2 separate regions of the Mus musculus genome follow, and region 1 is linked to region 2. Evidence: chromatin loops called from intact Hi-C (ENCODE). Cell type or tissue: left cerebral cortex. All regions are shown on one strand. Each heading gives the region's core, and the rest is flanking DNA. Links, peaks and the distances in the headings are about the cores only.

What was found. Hi-C counts contacts between places; a loop is a spot of excess contacts. Peaks named below come from ENCODE experiments on the same cell type or tissue, not always from the same donor. Only the 100,000 strongest peaks of a DNase experiment are listed, where the experiment ranks them.
Region 1: it touches region 2 in a loop (2.8-fold over the local background); 2 of 42 quality-filtered maps call a loop at or near these places.

Annotation. Positions count from the first base shown.
Region 1 is chr7:97,906,286-97,917,443 of GRCm38, forward strand. Pak1 (p21 (RAC1) activated kinase 1) reads left to right here. Exons shown (of 15, transcript NM_011035.2): 14 at 1,523-1,660; 15 at 4,811-6,096. The coding sequence ends at 4,897. Among named protein-coding and RNA genes, the nearest start is that of Gdpd4, 8.1 kb to the right of the region's middle. In left cerebral cortex, for the core only: no CTCF peak of the experiment used is centred there; DNase peaks (open chromatin) are centred at 5,599, 7,635, 8,236 and 8,720; H3K27ac peaks cover 2,234 bases.
Region 2 is chr7:97,738,986-97,750,143 of GRCm38, forward strand. No RefSeq gene overlaps it. Among named protein-coding and RNA genes, the nearest start is that of Aqp11, 6.3 kb to the left of the region's middle. In left cerebral cortex, for the core only: CTCF peaks have their summits at 6,507 (motif pointing right), 6,707 and 9,261 (motif pointing right); DNase peaks (open chromatin) are centred at 6,498, 9,314 and 9,786; H3K4me3 peaks cover 812 bases; H3K27ac peaks cover 720 bases.

The DNA of each region.
Region 1 (11,158 bases), core at 1,858-9,857, 170 kb after region 2:
GTAGATTGATGGGAACACATGCCTAACTTGAGTAAAACCCATAAGAGCAGAAAAGGAGAAAACTGAGATGGCATTTACAAGTGTTTTCTCCTCTTACATGAGTTTTGTTACGAAGGGTGACAGGGAAATGGAGCAGTCTCTCTCTTTCTTTGTTTTTGTTTTTGTGTTTTGTTTTTCTTCAAAACAGGGTTTCTGTATAGCCCTGGCTGTCCTGGAGCTCTCTCTGTAGACCAGGCTGGCCTCGAACTCAGAAATCCGTCTGCCTCTGCCTCCCAAGTGCTGGGATTAAAGACGTGCACCACCACTGCCCAGCAGTCTCTTGTAGAGTTGAAAAGGGTCAGCTAAAGGCTGTGTGTTAGCTAGTGGAAGGGAATTGGTGGTAATGGGAGAAGAAATAGAGTATACAATAAAGATGCAAGGAAGGCGGTGACTTCGATTGTGGACAAATAGGAATAGGAAGTTACTTTGTTTTTACTTTCTCACTTAGTTCATCTTCCTATCTAGTGCAGGAATTCCCCTGTAAGAATATCTACGCTTAACTACATGCTCAGATCACCCTTGGATAGTTCCAGTTGCTGGAAAGTGCTTCATTGTCTCAAAAGGAAACTTTCTTCTCTAGTTTCGACTTTATTGTCCCAGCTTTGCTCTCTCACTCCACATGTAACACAACCTCCTCTGCCTCAGATATGAAGGTAATCAGTGTGGTGTGGTGGAAATAAAACTGAATTAGAGTCAGCACGTGCACTCAGAACAGTGAATGCAACGGCTGGAGAGCCTTACATGTGAAATGGGAATAACCATTTTGCCCCACCTCTGAGTTACTGTGGTCACTTAAAATGAGTGTAGCTGGGTGTGGTAGTGCACACCTTTAATCCCAGCACTAGAAGTCAGAGGCAGGCAAATCTCCTATGTTCAAGGCCAGCGAGGGCTATACAGAGAAACCCTGTCCTGAAAAACAAAGCAAACAAACAAGAGTGAGAGATGGGGAGAGAGAGCGAGAGCGAGCTTTGTAATTAAAGAGCTTAGTGTTTATGAAGGTTTACTATTACTGTTTTTCTTCTCCCAAGAGCTGCTTCATATTAGAGCAGGGAAGCAGCAGCGAAACCGTTGCTGTCTCGCCAAGCATGGCTTTTTCCTCTTGGGTGGAAGCCTCAGCAGCACATTTCTGCCAACAACTAAACAAAGGGACGTTTACCTTGCCGTGCTAAGTGAAGAATAAACCCTTAGGTTTGTAACACCTCATACGTTTACAAAGTGCTTTCCAAATGCACGCTAAAGACATTTTTGTGGCTATATAAAGCATTATATAGCAAAGAAGTTATATGTTAGGTGCATATATACAGTCATATGACTGTGAATGTCAAGCCTGATTAGGTTAGTATGTTCTCTTCAGGACATCCCCGCTGATCAGAGCTGTGTGTCAGAGCACACAGAAGCTGGCTGTATTTTAGAGAACGTGTCTCGATAGTAACAGAAAGAACCTCAGGGAGAGCACCACGTGACTCTTCATTTGTATTGCTAGGCCTTGTACCTCATTGCTACCAATGGGACGCCAGAGCTTCAGAACCCAGAGAAGTTGTCAGCTATTTTCCGGGACTTCCTGAACCGCTGTCTTGAGATGGATGTGGAGAAGAGAGGCTCAGCTAAAGAGCTGCTGCAGGTAACTGTCCTTCTGCAGGGAGGTGCCTACCCAAACCTTTTCATCTCATTTTTGTCTGCGTTTGCTGATTTTAGGCTTCTTTCCTACCATTTCACTTTGTATTTCTAGCTCCCTGTCACTCTTGGGCTTTGCCAAGTCTGCCCTCTGTTCCTCACCCTATATCCCCCTCCCCCAAGTCCCTGGTCTCCAAGAGGATGTCCCCGTCCCCACCCCACCAGACCTCCCCACTCACTGGGGCCTCAAATCTCTTGAGGGTTAGGTGCATCTTCTCTGACTGAGTCTAGACCCTGCAGTCCTCTGCTGTATATGTGTCTGGGGCCTCATATCACCTGCTGTATGCTTCCTGGTTGGTGGCTCAGTGTGTGAGAGCTCTCTGTGGGTCCAGGTTAATAGATACTGCTGGTCTTCCTATTGGGGGTCGCCCTTCTCAGCTTCTTTCAGTTATTTCCTAATTCAACCACAAGGGTTCTCAGCTTCTGTCCATTGATTGGGCATAAATATCCGAATCTGACTCAGCTGCTTGGTGTGCCTCTTGGAGGGCAGTCATGATAGGCTTCTGTTTGTAAGCACACCATAGCATCAGTAATACTGTAATCAGGCCTTGGAGCCTCCTCTTGAGCTGGATCCCAAATTGGGCCTGTCGCTGGACCTCCTTTCCCTCAGGCTCTTCTCCATTTTTGTCCCTGCTGTTCTTTCAGACAGGAACAATTCTGGGTCAGAATTTTTGACTGTGGGATAGCAACACCATCCCTCCACTTGATGTCCTGTCTTTCTACTGGGAGTAGATTCTACTAGTTCCCTCTTCCCACTGTAGGGCATTTCATCTGAAGTTCCATCCTTTGAGTCCTAAGAGTCTCTCTCACCTCCCAGGTCTCTGGTGCATTCTAGAGGGTACCCCCCACCTCCTACCTCCTGGGATTGCCTGTTTACATTCTTTCTGCTGGCCCTCAGGGCTTTAGTCCTGTCTCCCCCCACCCCCAATACCCGATCATGTTTCCCCTTTTCCCTCCTTGTCCCTTTTTCCACCCAGGTTCCTCCCCTCCCTCTGTGTCGCCCCACCCCCACCCCCTGTGATTGCTTTCTTCTTCTCCCAAGTAGGATTGAGGCATCCTCACTTGGGCCCTTCCCCTTGTTAACCTCCTTGAGTTCGGTGGATTGTATCCTGGTATTCTGTACTTTTTTGGCAAATATCCACTTATTAGTGAGTACATACCATGCATGTCCTTTTGGGTCTGAGTTACTTCACTCAGGATGATATTTTCTCATTCTGTCCATTTGCCTGCAAAACTCATGATGTCCTTCTTAATACTTAATTGCTGAGTAGTATTCCATTGTGAAAATGAACCACATTTTCTGTGTCTCTTCTTCCATTGTGGATCATCTGGGTTGTTTCCAGCTTCTGGCTATCACAAATAAGGCCACTATGAACATGTGCTCCTGTGGCATGGTGGGACATCTTTTGGGTATATGACCAAGAGTGGTATAACTGGGTCTTCAAGTAGATCTATTTCCAATTTTCTGAGGAACCTCCTGATTGATTTCCAGAGTAGTTGTACCAGTTATCCCACCAGCAATGGAGGAGTGTTCCTCTTTCTCAACATCCTCGCCAACATGTGCTGTTATCTGAGTTTTTTATCTTAGCCATTCTGATTGGTGTAAGGTGGAATCTCAGGGTTGTTTTGATTTGCATTTCCCTAATCACTAAGGATTTTGAACATTTCTTTAAGTGTTTCTCGGCCATTCGAGATTCCTCTGTTGTGAATTCTCTGTTTAGCTCTATACCCCATTTTTTGATTGGGTTGTTTGGTTTTTTGGAGATAGCTTCTTGAGTTCTTTATATATTTTGGATATTAGCCCTCTATTGGATGTGGGGTTAATGAAGATTTTTCCCAATCTCCTTAACTTGTCAGTGTTATCTGGTAAACGTTCAAATCCTAGACTTTTCAGAAACTTTAATCATGAAGTTTCATATCTGCTTCTCCTGTGAGAACATATGGATAGAAAGATATAGGAAGAGATATTGGAATTCATATATTTAAGCTTTATCCATGATCATCCATAGTTCTCAGTTCCTCTGTGTATCCTCACTCTGTCCCAATGAAACTTGAATCAACTTTCAGCAAAGAGTGTCTCTGTATATATCTCCATGTGAGTGTCTGTACACATACATAATAATGCTAACTATAGGAATTATAAGAATGATAAAAGAATGAGATGTGTTAAGTAATTACAAACCTCACATTTGCTCAGACAAGGAAATTTAGCTCTGATCTTTATTATCAAATGGAAGAAAGAATCTATATCTTCAAGATAAATGTAAAAAACAAAAATCAAACCCCCAAAACAATCCACCAGTTTAAGTAAGAGACTCTGAGTTACATAAAAAATTATTTCCTATAACATTTTCATATGATATTTTTCTCTTAAATAATTTTTTAAATTGGAAGTATGGCTCAAAGTACATTACAATGTAACATTGTAAAGGACCTTAAAGTCCTTACTGGAATACTTCGCCTTGCTGGAGTCAAAGAGTGAACAAAAGATTCTTAGCCACATATGGTGCATGCTTATAGTTCCAGCTAACAGGTCGAGGGCTGGAGTTTAAGACGAAAGATAGGTGTCTTCTCCAGAAAGAATAGTTACTCTGTTGTTGCCAGAGGTGAATTTTACCCAGGAACAAACAAAACCATGTAAAATGAACTTCTTGTCTTACTTCTTTCACTCAAAATGTCTGTGGATCCATTGTGCTTTCAGTGTGTTAGTTACTGTGCTAATATTCTATATAATGGCATATGACTATGGAACTATTAATTTTTTGAGCTTTTTTTTTTCTTACAGTTAATGACTTACAAATAAAACTTGTATACTTGGTCAATGAGATAACTTACTGGGTATGAGCACCTGCTGCCAAGTCTGACAACTTGAGGACAATTTTCCTGTACCTGTAGTCGTGAAAAGAATTCCTTCTTGCAAATGGACCTACACACACATGCACATCATGGCATGGATGCACCCCCCCCACACACACACAAAAGGATAAATAAACAAGTCAATTCAAGGATGATCTGTCACTGAGGCCCTTACTGTCTGGTAATAGCTGCTATGTAAGAATGGCAAACACTCAACTCATTTGGTTTTTTCTTCTTCTAGCATCAGTTCCTGAAGATTGCCAAGCCCCTCTCTAGCCTGACTCCACTGATTGCTGCAGCAAAAGAGGCAACCAAGAACAATCACTGAAACCACGCTCATCCCAGCCTCATGTGCCAAGCCTTCTATGAAATAAACACTTGTTTCAGGAACTCCGACCCCTCATGTCCTCTTCTCCTTTCCTTGCTTCTCCCATTTCCTGATCTAGTGCTCCCAAGACTTTGATCCTTGGAAACTGTCTAGCACTGAAGAGAATTGCAACTGGACGAGTAATCCAGCAGAGGCCATTTCTAAATAGGAATTCCCTTCCAGTTTGTGGGCATGGAGGGAACTGATGAGCAAGGGTTTACCCGAATAAACCTGTTTCTACGAAACAGAATCTCAGCCATCCCATTCCTTACCCCTCACAATCAGTTCTTAACTATATAAACTTTTGGTTTGATAGCATTATCGATTTGAGATCAGTTGAAATTGCTTTACTTTTTTATTTCTGTGACTAAATTGCCTGAACACCTCATTGTATTTGAAAACCATAACAGCTTTGAAATGCCACGGGGCCTGATAATCTGCCAGGGACAGGAAGAGGCTCTGTTTCCCGAACCATGCCCTTGGTGCAGCTGATCCTGACATGGGAGAACGACCATGTTTTTCTTTGTGTGTGCTTCTAGCAGCTGTTTTGGAGAACCATGACCCAGTAGTGTTCCCTGTGCTATTTCTAGTGAAATGGTCTTAGCTATGTAGCAGCTTTTGATTCCCTGCATCCCCTAGGCTGCTGCTTGCATTCTGTCCTTATTTATAGCATTGAGAGATTTCCTAGAGCACATGCTGAGTAAGAGAAGTGTGAGAAGTCAGAGGGAAAGTGCAGCTACTTTTAGCACATGGCTGGCTTCAGCACCTGTCCGGCTATACTTGTGTGATATTTCAAGATCTCAGCCTCTGTTTCTACCTGGGACTCAGATCTTCTGGTAGCTTAACTATTTCAGTCGAAAGAGAAGGTCTCTAAATCCGAGATGATGTGCTACTAGTAATAAGGGGACCCTGTTTTTAAGTGCATGACCAAGCTCTCTGCAAGTGGACATGCTTACTCTCTGCAAATGGACGCGTATTGCGGGTGTTTGCTACCTCCTGCCCTCCTCATGGTTTTGGTTCTCCTGCTGTGGTAGGATGCTTGGCCAGCATTGTGGCTTGTCATGCCAGCCCCATTGCCTACCTTGTCATGCTCAGAGGTCCTACTGCCTCAGCAGCACAAGTTTCTATTTCCTTCAATAAAAGGAGATGAAAATATTCTACAGGAAGTGTGTCTTTTTTCCCCCTCTCTTTTTTGTTTTTCCCTTTCTCATGAAGTACTACTCATGATTCTTCATAAACTGTTTGAAAGTAAGTTGCAGTTGGATGCCCCTTACCATTATAGATGTCCGTCTGTAGTCTTTTGTTTTTGTCTTAATTAGAGATTTATTGATGTGAAGAGACACCATGACCATGGCACATCTTACAATGGAAAGCATTTAATTGAGGTTGGCTTACATTTCAGAGGTTTAGTCTATTATTGTCATGGCAGGAAACATGGTAGCCTGCAGGCAGACATGGTGCTAGAGAAGGAGCTGAGAGTTCTACATCTTGATCCACAAGCAACAGGAGACTGTCACACTGGCCTGACTTGAGCTTCTTAGACTTCAGAGGCCACTCCTGGTAATACTTCTTCCAACAAAGTCCCACATCCTAATACTACCACTCCCTATGGACAGGTATTTGTGAGTCCTGGGAGCCATTCGTATTGAAACCACACTTTCTAAAAAACATTTTTAGTTTAGATATACATTAAAAGAACTTAGCAAAAACAAAACAAAAAAGTGTGTGTCATTTAAAGATCAATTATAAATACACATGTATTTAGTGCCCATATAAGAAACGGAATACATGTAATAGTCTAGAACAGTCTTCATCTTGCATTTCCCTTACGCCGGCCCCAACTCCCAGTGGTAACCACTGCTACACTAGGCGAAATATGCAGCTATGCTCTCACAATATACAAATACATTCCACAGCAGCTCCTCCTCCCAAGTTGGTTCGTCCCCCTCAAGATTGCTTCTAAGAACGATGTGGTTGTATATAGGGCAGATCAATACTCCAACTTGTTAAGATAAGCACAGATTCAACATTAAGTTGAAAGAGAGAACTCTAAGGATACCAAATGCAACAGCAGCTGTTGTAGGTCTAAAGTCTTGGCATCTGAGATTGCTCTGCTCAGGGGTATCTCCTCAGTGTGCAGTCTAAGTGTCCTGGGCTGCCATTCATGAGGGCCTTGGAGTTCTTTCCCAGGCTCACTGGTGTTAGAATTAATTTCTGACATTGGAGGGTAACCATCTAGAGCAGCGTTCTCAACCTTCCTAATGCTAGGACTCTTGAAAGTTAGTTCCTTCTGTTGTGGTGACCCCAACCATACAATTATTTTTGTTGCTACTTTATAACTAATTTTGCTACTGTTATGAATAGTAATGTAAATATCTGTATTTTCTGATGGTCTTAGGTTGAAAGGGTCCTTTGACCCCCAAAGGAGTCTCTACCAACAGGTTGAGAACTGCTGATCTAGAAGAAACAAGTAGCATAATGGTAGCTGAAATCAATTGTTTCATTTCCGCTCACCCACAATAAGTATGTCCTTGGATAAACTACTTAAATATCTGAACGTCAGCTTCCAGATCTGCAAAGTAGGTATAATAATAATAGTATCTACCTCTAAGTTCCTGAGGGAATAAAATAGTTCATGTGAGGCATTTGGTACAATCCCTGGAACATGGCAAATGCAGACCTATTTTGTAATGCTTGAAGTGACCTGGTTTGTCAGGAAACTTTATGCTAACTCTGACTCTCACTGGCACTAAAATAGGAGCCTTACATAATAATCTATATCTAGGAGTCTAAGTTATACTTTAACATTTCAATCAAAACTACTTTCTAATCATAAAATCAACAATCACTTAAACATTGGTAAAAACTTGTATCTGCTGGTCATGGCAGTGAAAAGGTCTGTAATCTCCATCTTTGGGAGATAGATGCAGAAAAATAACATGGGCTGCACTGTGTTATTTTGTTTCAAAAACTAGACCAAAATAACAAATTGTATATGGTCAAAGGTGCTTGTCCAGACGGTTAAAAAGGCAGAAAAACAAAACTGAGCTTCTCTTCTTGGTAAGTTGCTAAGTGATAAAATACCTAGCAGTATTTCATATCTCTTCTAGACTTGGAGTTCAATTTTTTTTTTTTTTTTTAACTAGGGTTGTGTTAAAAGCAAAGGGAAATGGGGCAGGGCTGGAGAGATGGCTCAGCAATTCTGGGCTCTTGCAGAAGAGCTAACTTTGGTCCCCAGTACCAGGATCTGATTCCCTCTTGGTGTCTATAGGCACCCGCAGACATGGCATACACTCACACAGACATACACATAAAAATAAAAGATTTGGATGTCACTAAGATGCTCAGGAGATAAAGGCATTTATGAAGCCTGCCTATGTGAGTTCGATGCACACACACACACACACACACACACACACACAATAAAAGAAATCCAAGAGTAATACAAGAGGTTTTTTTTTCTTTTAAGAAGGATCACGGAGCTGGGCATGGTGGTGCACGCCTTTAATCCCAGCACTCGGGAGGCAGGGGGATTTCTGAGTTTGAGGCCAGCCTGGTCTACAAATGAGTTCCAGGTCAGTCAGGGCTACACAGAGAAACCCTGTCTCAAAAAACCAAAAGAAAAAAAAAAGAAAAAAAAAAAAGAAGGGTCACTTGTCAGACAGAAACACTATGCATATTTAGCAAATAAAGCACTTAACGAAAGCTTCATCCAAGTTTTGGGCTTGATGCATTGCTGCTGGATAGTTGTTGAGGGTCTGGCACCAAGCCTCAGCATGCTGCCAAGAAAAAGAAATCAGAAGCTGGCACAAGATAGGTGGCATATGTACTCAAAAGTATATCCCTTTCTTCATGTCAGTGCTCTCCTTCTGTTGATTTAGATAGATGCCAACCTTTGACCTTCACTCATTCTTAAGGCCAAGCACTGAGTTAGTGAAACTGCTCTTAGGATAATAAAGTTTATCTGTATTATAATTGGTTTGGAGAACTACTGTACTCAACATCAAACTGCAGAGAACTTAGGGGCTGGCTACAGTTTTTAAATTACCAACATTTATTTGGCTGAGAAATCTCTAAGCTAAGGGGAACCTCTATCACTGCAGATGCTTAAATGTGTGTTGATGCCTGCATGTTTGTGATTATGTCTCCCAAGTGTTTGAAATAGGCCTGATAGTTAACAAAAAACACCAAACACTCGTGTGTGTGTGTGTGTGTGTGTGTGTGTGTGTGTGTGTGTGTGTGTGTGTGTGTGTTTAGCAGAATTTGTCAAAAAAAAAAAATAGTGTTCAGGCTCATACTTAGCATGTGCAAGGCCCCTTGAGTTAAAACTAGTTTCAAATATTGTCAAAATAAGTACACAAATAAAGAACAAAAGATGAAAAAATGATGTAACACTGATCATCAGAAAAGTTTTGGTTTTTTGTTTTTCGAGACAGGGTTTCTCTGTATAGCCCTGGCTGTCCTGGAACTCACTCTGTAGACCAGGCTGGCCTCGAACTCAGAGGTCTGCCTGCCTCTGCCTCCCAAGTGCTGGGATTAAAGGCGTGTGCCACCACGCCCGGCCCAGAAAAGGTTTTTACCTCAAGTTTTCTTATAAAAATTGTTGACCTAAGTTTCTAAAGAAGCTAGAATTTTAAAGAAACTAATGACAGGCTTTCAGTTTTTAATTTTGAAAGAATTAAAACAAACAGACACAGTGTCTCCAAAACCGGTGAGATGGCTCAGTGAGTGGATGTGCTTGAGTCTGTCCCTGACATTCACATGTTGGAAAGAGACAGCCCACTTCCAAAAGTTATCCTCTGACTTCCATGCGTGCAAACAACTCCCTCAAAAAACAAAACAAAACAAAACAGTTTCTTTAACACAATCTTTTTTTTTTTTGTTTTGTTTTCTTTTTGGCTTTTCACAACAGGGTTTCTCTGTGTAGCCCTGGCTGTCCTGGAACTCACTTTGTAGACCAGGCTGGCCTCGAACTCAGAAATCTGCCTGCCTCTGCCTCCCGAGTGCTGGGATTAAAGGCATGCACCACCACGCCTGGCTTTACTTTAATACAATCTTATTGGAGTTTGTCACTCTTACTTTCTGTCTAGGATCAGATAGGGTCCAAGAACTGATTATCTATGGCAAAGCACAGTTGAACTAGAGGAATACTATACCGACAAAACTGTATGCTTTCACAACGTACAAACGTATTCCACAGCAGCTCATTCTCCCAGGTTGGTTCGTCCCCCTCAAGACATTTCTAAGAACGATGTGGTTGTATATAGGTCTAGCCTAAGCACTGAGAGTGCTGAGGCTAGGCAGATCAATACTCCAACTTGTTAAGATAAGCACAACTTTCAGTTGAAAGAAATAACTCTAAGGAGACCAAATGCAACAGAAGCTGTTGTAGGTCTAAAGTCTTGGCATACTGATGGAGTAAAAAGAAACTATAAAATAAATTATCTCCTAATTATCAGTGTGAGCCTGTGGTTTTAAGAAACCTCAATCCCAAGTTAGCTTTCACTACTGATTTCTAACAGCCTCACACAGAAACTTGTTAAATACATGCATTCTTTGAATGAAAGACACAACTTACTGACATGATCAGTTCTTGCATATTCTTTTTAGCCTGTTTTGAATGCTTTAATTTTGTTTGTCTTGCTTGACCACAGATTTGGCTCACATCCAAGACACCAAGAACTACAGCTTACTTCAGTGTCTCCTGATACATGACAGTGGTGGTGGTGGGGGCGGGGGGTGGGGGGCTCTCAACAAGCAATCAGAATGAAAATTTGAAAAAGTCTGCCTATCACAAAAGACTAACCCTTTGACTGCTACCAAATCTCAGAGGGTGCCAGCAGCTTAGGGTTTCAGAATCTAATTGCAAAGAAAGGGTAAATACTTCAAAGCTTGAGCTTCGTTTCTTCATCTACACAATCATCACTCCATGCACTTGACACCATGCAACTGGAAGGCATACTCAAGGGAATTCAGTGTAGTCAGAAAAGATGTGGCCACTGTATGCATTTGAAGGGTTGGTGGGTCTGTAGCCTCCAAGTACTTCTATAAACAACCATTAACTGACTCTTGCCTAGAGCTTCAATTGGCACTGGTAATAAAAAGATGAGCAGATGCATTTGTCTTAGTTATTTTTCTCTGGCCATGAGAACACCTTGGTCAAAGCAATTTAGAGAACGGTTTCAGGGGATGAGTTCACGACCATCATGGCATACATTGGGG
Region 2 (11,158 bases), core at 2,019-10,018:
GAAGCACCTTGCCTGCAGGTGGTGGTTTAGGCATGAAGTCCTCAAAGTTTATAATGTTTATGTTATCTTCATCATGAGATATTAAAATACTAAGAAAACATTGTTTGCTTGTTCTCATTGGCATCCAGTGTGGGAAGGAAACCCTTGGATTGGTTGGCTTCCCAGAATCCTGGGACAACCTGAGGCAGGATGGAAAGAAGGGAGTTTGAGGGGCCATGGAAAGGAAGCTAGCCTGGAGCTGAAGTCTTGCACCAGCTGAGAGTCAAGTATTCCAGCACAGTTAACATCTATTGTGAAGTTTGCCTTATAGATATCCCAAATAAGAATATTAAAATAGGTGCTGGTGAGATGGCTCAGCGGTTAAGAACACTGACTGCTTTTCCGGAGGTCGTGAGTTCAAATCCCAGCAACCACATGGTGGCTCACAACCATCCTTAATGAAAAACAAATAAAAAACCTATGGTCCAGTGCGAGCGGGGCCGGAGCAAAAGGGAAGGGGGGAAAAAGGGAATATTAAAATAGTTCTGGAAGTCACTTTCTGAGGCGACCTTCCTCCTAGATGGTCTTTGTGACTTCCAACCATGGCATACCAGGGCCAGGGCCACAGAAGGTGTGGAGGGTGATGGTGCAGTCCGCCAACCTCAAGTTCAGATACTTGCCAGGCAGATTCCGGTGTGGCTGTGTGAGCAAGTGAATATTGGGAAAGAGGGATAGATGGCTGCATTATTGGCATTGAGGAGTACTTGAACCTCGTATTAGATGATGCAGACAAGATTCACCGTAAAACAAGAAAACAGCCGGGCTGGATCATGCTGAAAGATTTCTGAGTTTGAGGCCAGCCTGGTCTACAGAGTGACCTTCAGGACAGCCAGGGCTACACCGAGAAACCCTGTCTTGGGAAAAAAAAAAAAAAAAGTCTTCTAATGGGAACACAGTCTGAAACATTTATTTATGTTGTTTCGGTAGCCCTTATGCTATTATTATATAACAATAAGTGCTGTAAGGTTGTTTTGTCTCACACACACACACACACACACACACACAGAGAGAGAGAGAGAGAGAGAGAGAGAGAGAGAGAGAGAGAGAGAGAGAGAGAATGTTAGAATAGGGATTAAGGAAACATAACCTTTCCCCCAGTTTTCTAGTTTTCTCATGAGGAGCTCCATTTAGTGAAAGATATATCTAATCTCCCTTGAATAACCTTTGTGACCCAGGATTTACCTCATCAGGTTGTAATCATATCCAAGACATCTTATGACTCACTCTATACTCATATTTACCAAAAAGGATGTGTGTGTGTGTGTGTGTGTGTGTGTGTGTGTGTGTGTGTGTGTAATAATAGGAAGGAGCCCTTAGAAAAACTTCCATCAATGGAATTCTAAAAGCTTCTAAAATCAACATGCAATTGTGTGCAGTTGTGGCCAAGCCACTTAACTACAATTCCTGAGAAGCCCACACCCAAACTATGGTTGGCTATTGTCCTGTCCAAGAGGGCCTTTCTATTGAAGTCTGTGTAAAGAAAATCTCTTCTTTGTAAACTCCAGTTTGCTTCACAGCAACTCATCCTGAAATTCTTTTCTGCACTGAAGTTAAGAATCCCAGATTTGAGCCTGTGTGGTAGCACACGTCTTTTTTTTTCCCCTCAAATATTTATTTATTGTATATATATGTGAGTACACTGTCATCATCTTCTGACACACCAGGAGAGGGCATCAGATCCCATTGTGAGCCACCATGTGGTTGCTGGGAATTGAACTCAGGATCTCAGGAAGAGCAGTCAGTGCTCTTAACTACTGAGTCATCTCTCCAGCCCCGGTAGCACACATCCCAATCTCTGCAAAGGCAGGCAGATCTCTGAGTTCAAGGTCAACCTGGTCTACATAGAGAAATCCTTCACCACTGCCCCTAAATAATTCCAGCGTTGTCTCGTGGGAGTCTCTGGAAAGAAGGCCCCAGGCTTCTCCAGTCAGCAGTGTGGAGCTCTGTCTCTCCCACCTGATTGGCTTCAGAAATCATGGTAACCAACCCCTTAGCACAGAGCCCAGCACAGAGCAAAACGTGCTTAGTGAGTAGCTTGAAATTGAAACCCCGTGTTCTGACCGCCTGGGTCCAAGAGTTCATGACAACACCGCACTCCTAAGAATTCACCCACGTGGGTGGCCCGCAGTGAGCAGAGTGGGAACAGCTGCCGGGGCTCCCCTGACCTTGAGCCTAGCAGTGTTCTGAGCTGATGTATGTCGCAACGCTTGCCTTAGTTCGGGGGTGACTAAGCACCATCCTGCCTCAGTCTTGTCCCACATGGCTCTGTCACCCACAAGTCCATCTATTTCCTAGAGCTGAGAGGGCAGGGCAGCACAGTCAGGTGGGTGACCTTCTGCACAGTCCAGTCTCATTTCCCAGGCTCAACTGTCCCTTTTATAACCTTATGAAGATTCCCAGACTGTAGCTCGCATCTGTTACCCTACCATGCTGGTGCCCGAGGTAGGATTGCCTCAAATTTGAAGGAAAATTCCTTTTTAATGCTAAGATTTCTGTGGTGCCAATAGTCAAAAAAAAAAAAAGTTATTTCATAAAATATAAAGTTTGTAGAGAAATGAAGCCCTTTCTCTTTGTCTATGTCAAGCAAAAGAATCTAAGGTAAGTTAAAGCCATTTCTTAGCCATTACTGTTTGGAGAGATTGCTTTAAAACCAGTCCTGTGAGTGTGACCCTTTCACCAATCCTAGTTCATCAGAACTCAATTGGAGATTAGTTAACACATGTGTGTCCATTTCCTGCTGTGCTAATAAGTCAGTTTTGTTAGTAAGAGCCAGATAGAAAATCTGTCTTTTGAACTTTGATAAGGCTTTAAAAATCATCACAATATGCATTGTCATTAAGTAGACTTAGGACATTGCTTCAGTTAGGAAGCAAGAGCCAAGCAAATGGTGCCTGTGAGGCTGAGCCCTGTTCTGAGCTATTCCCTGCTGGGTAAAACAATGGCTTTCAGGCTGTGCTTTGTCCTGGGTGGCTGCATCTCTAAGCTCCATTGGGCTCCATTTTGAGGGCAAATAGAGAAGTGAATGGCTCTGAACCTCATATCCACAGACCTGTCCAGCAACAACCATGAGGCACACACTGATAAGCCTTTCTTTAAAATATTTATCTTTATGTTATGTCGATGAATGCTTGCCTGCCTGTAGGAGGCATCAGATCCCTGGAGTGGGAGGTGTGGATGGTTGTAAGCCTCTGTGTGGGTCCTGGGAATTAAACCCACATCCCAGTAAGAACAGGAAGTAACACTTTACCACTGAGCCATTGCTCTGGCCTCTAAACATTTATTCTTTTTTCATTTTTTCTCTCTTACGTAGCTGGCTGTCCTGGAACTGTTATAGACCAGGCTGACCTCAAACTCACACAGATCTACCTGCCTCTGCCTCCTGAGTGCTGGGATTAAAGGTGTGTGCTACCACACCCAGCCTAATAATTTCTTCTTAAAAGATGTCAACTATAAACAAAGTGGAAACATATTAGCCCATGGGCATAGTAAAACCATATTAGAGAGCTGGAGAGATGGCTCAGTAGTCAGAGCTCAACACTACCTGTAACTCCAGGTCTAGGGCTTCCCAGACCCTCTTCTGCTCTCCATGGGCTCCTGCACACAAAGGACACACACACAATACTCAGAAATAAGTCTTTAGAACCATATAAACTAGGACTTACCAGAGGGCACTGAACACATCAGTAACAACAGCCCTGTCAACCTGTCATCTAACTGCTTGGTGTACGGGACCAGGGACTGACAGGCAGAGAGCTCCTTGCTCCTTACTGTCTCAAACTTCCCCTCAACTTGGTAGCCACTGCTTGATGCAGCCCACTAGTATTGCTGTCTGTCCACCTCTCCATCTGCTCATCTCTCTGCACCTAGTCCTGTACCTGTCCTCCATGCTTCTGCTTCTGGGCGGCTCAGCTTTGTGGCGTTGTGTGCTACCATGAGCTCTCCAGGTGGGTGTGTAGTCTAACCCCCTCCCGTGACTGCCTGTATCAGCTCTCTGCCTCTGCTTCTAGTAAGGCCTCTTGGAACCCTTTGATGAACTGAGGTCCTTTAAACCCCTTTCCAGCCCATGTTATAACCTATGTATATACACAGATATAGATACAATCACTGCGATGTTTAATGTATGATTTGAGAGTTTGTAGGAGTAATTAATTTCAAGTATAACAGGCATGGTGGTATATAACTGTATACCACAACTATAATCCCAGCACTTGAAGTAGAAGTATCACAAGTTGAAGGTCATCTTTGGCTACATGAGACACGGTTTCAAAAATAAGTAAATATGTGGAATAAAAAAAAAAAAAACCTCTTGTTTGCCAACAGCCAGCTATCAAGAGAAATTCAGGCTACTTGGCAAATTGTAGCCAACAAAATCAACAAAAATCTTGTGCATTTATTGTTATTTAACAAATTCTGACATCGTGGAAAGACGTGGATATATTTGTCTGTATAGCATAAACCTTTAGAGCAGTGGTTCTCAACCTTCCTAATGCTGTGACCCTTTAATACTGTTGTGGGGACCCCAACCATAAAATTATTTTTGTTGCTACTTTGTAACTGTAATTTTGCTACTGTTATGAACCGTAATATAAATGTCTGTGCCTTCCCATGGTCTTAGGCCAACCCCTGTGAAAGGGTCATTCATTCTACTCTCCGAAGGGGTCACAAATCACACCTGATGTTGAACATTTTACAGCAACTAAATCAATCTTTCTCTTTTCAGAGCCAGGAAATCACTATCACCCCTCCAGAGTGACATTAATAACTAAGACATCTTAGCTTTAGTGAAACAACATCAAAGACCTTCTTTGTTCTTTTATACTATAGAAGACAGATCAGAAAGTTAAAATAGAGTACAAAAGAGGCCAAGTTAGTAGCACTCCAGAGGCAGCAAAGTGGATCTTGCAAGCTCAAGGCTGGCCAAGGGGTCATATTGAGAACCTGTCTCAAACAACAACATGTAAAATTACAGTGACAACAACAGCAAAAAGGGCCCCTGAGGGACAGGGAAGAGATACCATTAAGATTTCAGGGAGAGCGCGCGGGGGGGTGGGGGGGCTCTTATGTTTTGTTCTTTAAGCTGACTACTGTCGCAGCTAAAGAGTGACTTCGGTTTGTGTTGGTGCTGTTGTACGGTCATGTGGAAACCAAGAAGGTAAGGAAAATGCTGACACCGAAGTTTGTGAGGGGACTCTCAGGCTAAGGGAGTGGCGACTGGGAGGAGGAGGGTAGGTGGAGAAGAACAAGGAAAAGTACAGGGGACACTGAGGCAGAGAGAAGAGGTCTGGTGGTCCACCAGGGAATGCAGGAAACGGTCAGAGATGGGACATGAGCAGAACCTGGGGAACGGACACACAGTGCCCTATGCACTGGGACAGCACAGCAAAGCCCAGTGGGAGGTGTTCACGTCAGTGCTGTGACAGTACAGGTTGTAGCCGCCCTCGGCCACACGAACTGGGTTCCTGAGATTTCAGATCAAGGCCCAATAATTACTAAGAGTCTGTGCTTATAAAGGGAGGAGGCCCATCTCCCTGCCAAGCCAGGCTTCTTGATGCTTTGTTGCTAAGTTGTTAGCACTAGTCTGCCAGAGCTGTTAGCATTAGGTCGCCAGTTCCACAGGCTGTCAGCTCTCTCAGGAAGACAGGTTCAACCTCTCAGCAGAAGCGGTGTCTTAGAGAAGAGCAGTGGCAGGTGACAGAACAATAGAACCATCCAGGTGGTCTCATTCACAGTGGCAGCAAGGTCTGAATCATCCCTGGTCACATTTATCACATGCTAACAACTTTCCAGAATTTAGCTATGTCTTCTACCTTTATAACAACCCCGTGAGGGTTGGGGTACAGCTCAGTGGTAAAACATTTGCCCAACACACATAAGGCCCTGGGTGTGACCCACGGCACTTCAAAAAGAAAAACAAACAAAACCACCACACAATACCATGAGGTAAGTATTGTCCCCATTAAAACAAAATAAAAACAAACAAACAAACAAACAAACAAAAACCTCAGGGCCTACAAGATGGCTCAATGGGTAAAAGGCTTGTATCAAAATTGGTAAGCTGGTGACCCTAGTTGATCCCTATAATCCACGTAAACTGAGAGGAGAGAAATGACTCAAGAGAGTTGTTCTTTAACCTCCACACATGTGCTGTGACGTGAGTGCCCTTGAATACACGAACACGCACACGCACGCATGCACGCACTCGCACACACACTTTTTACCGTGGATAGTATAGTACCTTGACAATGGGCACGGGCCATCAGTAAACACAAGGAAAGGGAACAAAGCTGTATTGCATTAGAGTTGAGTCTTGATATCTTGTCTTTCTCATGCTACTGATATCAATTCCTTTTGCTTCGTATTAGGAAAAACAAAACGGGTGCTAAGGATACAGAGGCCACAGAAACATGGTCAGGCCCCAGGGCCAATTACCAGCCAGCCTTCTTAGGTAGGACTGTGTGTGGCACATTCTACCACAAGGTGGCAGCACACACACTCATTCCTTCAGTGGCCACACAGGTTTTTTTTGTTTGTTTTTTTGTTTGTTTGCTTTGTTTTTTTTTTCCAGTATAAATGTAGTAAATAAACGGGATACAATGCTGTAACTCCAGCATTCAGAAGGCAGAGGTCAAAGATATGCCACAAGGTCATCCTGGTCTACATAATGAATTCCAGGCCATCCAGGGACACACAACAAGACCCTGCCAAAGCAAGGCAGAGAACCGCTGGCTCAACAGTTAAGAGCGTTCGTGTGGTTCTCTCGCAGAGACCGGAGTCTGGCTCCTTGCACCCACACTAGGCATCTCACAATCGCCTGTAACACCAGCTGCAGGGAATCCAACACTCTCTTCTGGTAGCTGACTGCCCCCCAGCCCTCCCACCCCCCTTACATGCACTCAGACAGACAGATAGGCAAGCACACTAACACATACCATAAATAAATATAAATGTTTTTTTAAAAAGCCAAAACAAAAACAATGCTAAAAATTTATCAGTTATAGTCTATCTTTGATTTTTTTTTTTTTTTACCAGAACTAGTTGGTCTGAAACAGTTCACAGAAATAGTTGACACTGTTGTAAGTTTTAGCATCTTGACATTTGACACCAAGCAAGCAGGAGTAAACAAAACACAAATGTCTTTCAATGTCATGAGAGACTGACACAGAATAAGCCATGGCCACTGACTCTCCGCTCAGGACACGATGGAGGCCTGAACGCCCAGAGCTCCCGCACACCCCTTGGGACAGGGGTTCCCCGGGAAGCTGCTTACCTCAAAGACTGGCCACCTGAATTTGATCTCCTGAGTGCTCATCAGGTGAAAGGAGAGAACAGACTCCATGGAGCTGTTCTCGGCTCTCCACAGGCGCACTACAGTGTGCGCATGTGTGCGTGCACACACATATACAGCCACACTCTCAATTCCCTAGGTTAATTGGGCATGTTGCACACCGCACTCAGAACTCTTGATGCAGTATTTGTCTTATTACTCAACGAGCAATGGCTGCATCTTTAGTAATTACTCATGTGATTTTTGTTTATTGGGGTTTTTTTTTTCTATCATTTGAGAGCCTCAACGATTAGCCCATCTATTGTTCCTCAACCTTGGATGTACTTTGGAATCACGTGGGAAGCTTTAAAAAAAACCTGCAATTTATCTGGTCCCAGTCCCAGAGGCTCTGATTTAGTGGGTATGGGGTGTGAGAGAATTCTTAGCTTTTTGTTTTGGTTCTTAGGTGCTGGGATGGAAGCTGTGGCCTTATGTATATAAGCTATGAGCTATGTTTCCTTTCTTCCTTGGAGTTGTAACCCTTTAATATTATGGTGACACACACCCCCACCACAAAATTATTTCTGTGGCTACTTCCGGCTACTTCATAAGTGTAATTTTGCTACTGTTGTGAACCATAATGTAAATATCTGATACGTAGGATGTATGGTATGGAAATCCAGAGGGGTCGAGACCCACAGGGTGAGAACTACTTCCCTAGATGGCTCTACTATGAATGCAGGATAGAGGAATATTCTTCTATCCTGACATGCTGAGGAGGCTCAAAGGATGGACACAGTTTATCCAGTGACACAAAATTAAGAATGCAAACAAAAATGGCCGACTCAAAGCCTTGGGCTGACTTAGTGCACAGAGCAGTCCCTGGTTCTCTGCTGAGCCTCCAGGCCAGGTCCATCTGTTGTCTAACCCACAGCAGTACAAGCTGTGACTCCAGTGCTTATCATGTGCCAAACACTGAGTAAACCACAGAACACGTTACTTGAATATATCAGCATTCATGGGAGGTGTGAGGGCCCTGTGGAAAGCAGAGGAAGGTCAAAGGTGAAGCAAGAGGCAGAAGCCACTGTTCAGAGAATCCAGGAGGCTAGCCGAGTTCCAGCCAGAGAAGCCAGTACAGTGCTGGATGAAGGCCGACTCTGAAAACCCAGGCTTTTGGGCTGTATTCACCACCATCCACCTTCCCCATCTTACAGAACCAGTCATAACTCAGAGATAAGGAGGTGCCTGCATTCAGTGGAGAGAGAACTCAGCAGTTAAGAGCAATGGCTGCTCTTACAGAGGATTTGGGGTTGATTCCCAGAACTCACATGACGGCTCACAATTATCTGTAATTCCAGTTTCAAGAGGTCAGATGCCCTCTTCTGGCCTCCAAGGGCACCAGGCACACATCTGATACACAAGACATATATGCAGGCAAATACCCATACACATAAAAACATAATGAACATAATGAAATAATAGTTTTAGGAGTTAAAAACAAAACAAAATAAAAGCGTGCGTGTACACACACACACACACACACACACACACACACACACACGCACACGCGCACGCCTTCCAGGATCTCTTTACTGACTCCAGTTCCATGGTCTCTGTCACCCACATTAGTCCTGTATGTGACTTGATCTCTTTCCATGGCTGAACGGGAGCTTCCTCTCGCTGCTCTCTCTGCATTTCTTTCTAGCAGGTGGAGCTGTGGGAGAGTGACGAACTATACTAAAAAGACACTAGTACTCGGTATTTTGTAAGGCTCCAGCCTTGGCATTGTCCTGAGAAGGGGGATCCTGGCAGCCCGGGAGGTGTTAAAAAAAACAAACAAACAAACAAAAAAACAAAACAAAACAAAACAAACAAACAAAAAAAAAAACGTGAACCGAACTTTTTGGCCTTGCTTTCGTGGAAACATGCCCTCTTCCGCGAGCGAGCCGCTAGGTGGCAGGCGATACCCTAGCTCAGAGTGAGCTGCGTCCAACCGCAGTAGGAATTTTCCTCCTTGTACAACACAAAGCCAGACTTTTCTCTGCGGCCTGGCCACCAGAACATTCTGTCCCGCCAGAGGCCGGTGGTCAGGATCCACCCGCGTTGGGAGAACCTCTTCTGTTTGCACGGCTTGACGGAGAACACTACTGTTGATTTTATGGTGACTGCTACCTTGTAGCCTCCAAAACTTAGTGAGCCTGGGCCTGGGGAAGGCTGTCACAACTTATTTATTTATTTATTTATTTATTTATTTATTTATTTCCATTTTTTATTAGGTATTTAGCTCATTTACATTTCCAATGCTATACCAAAAGTCCCTCATACCCACCCACCCCCACTCCCGGCTGTCACAACTTTGAGGAGCAGGGATGTTGCTGGTGCGAAGGAAGCCTGGCTGCTGCTCCGGGCTCTTCTGCACAATGCCTCCTCCTTCTGGATCTAGAGCTTGTGCACCCTTGGGGAAGCCAGCCACACTGCATCCCTGCCAAGCTCTGTCTCGGGCCTATGGGTGCAGGGGAAGGCATTTGTGGTTTTTTTGTTATTGTTGTTGTGGGGTGGTGGTGGTTTGTTTTTGTTTTTGTTTTGTTTTGTTTTGTTTCCAACAGAACTCAAAGACCTGGAGACTGGGATTGTGTACATTGTTGGGGGAACTCTCCTGTGTGCACGGCTGTAGCGGGACACTTTGTGAAGCAGCGTCCACGTTCTCTAATTTAGAAAGTAAAAGTAAAAGGAGCTCAGTGTGGGCGCAAGCCTTTGGTTCCAGCACTCAGGAAATAGAGACAGGAAGAGCTCTGTGAATTTCAGGCCAGCCAGAGTTACACAGTGAGATCCTCTTTCTAAGTATCTAACTAGGGCTGGGGAGATGGCTCAGAGGAGAACCTAGGTTCCCAGCACACAGTGGTTGCTCACAACCACCGGTAACCCCGGTTCTAGAGGACCTGATCCATTGTCTGACCGCCTCGGCACACATGCAGACAGGACACTCATACACATAAAGTAAAAGACATAGATCTTAAAGGAAATTAGAAGGGACTGGGGAGAGCAAGTCGTGTTTTTTCAGGGGTGTTGACACTGGTTAGTTGTGCATGGTCCACAACCCCGCCCCGTGCTCCTGCAAGCAACCCTGACTGAACACAGCGTGGCTCCAGACCCAAAGTAAAGCAAACAAAAAGGCTCAGAAGTACCGGAGGGACTTGGGAAGATGAAAGCAGTCAACAGGCAGTAGGAGGGCGGGAAGGGGTGGAGGGGGCGGGTCCGAGAAAGTACTTTATGCAAATGTATGACTGTTTAAGAATAAAAAGATGAGTTTTAAAGAGATTTTTTAAAACTAACTATAGGTAAATAAATAGAGAGGATCTCCGATACACTTCCTGCTCCTAATTTATTCTTTTTACATGTAGATGAAACCCACATGCCTTCCTCTAGGGACCTGGAGATGGTGATCACGTCATCCACATATACACACACGTCATTGGAGACTATAGTGTGTTGGTCTGCACTCGGCAGTCAGAAAGTCAGAGGGATTGTCAAAGACCTGTTGGTGAATTTCGTCTCAGGTCTGTTCACTTTCACACATGAAGGAGCCTAGCATTTGTTGGATATAATCTGCTTCTTAGACAGGGCACATCTGCCTGCTTTAAATGCCTGGTATGAATTCTGTCTTATGAACATCTGTGACATAGCCCGTGGACATCTCCGTTTTACCCATGAGGAGGCTGGGCTTTAGAGCTCCTGTAACTTGAGCAAGGACTCCCTAACTAACGTCCAGTGAGTGGTTAAAGCTGGAGGCAGGATACAGAGCTGCCTAACCACAAAACCACCACAGCTATGAGCCTCCCACCTGATCCCCAAGGC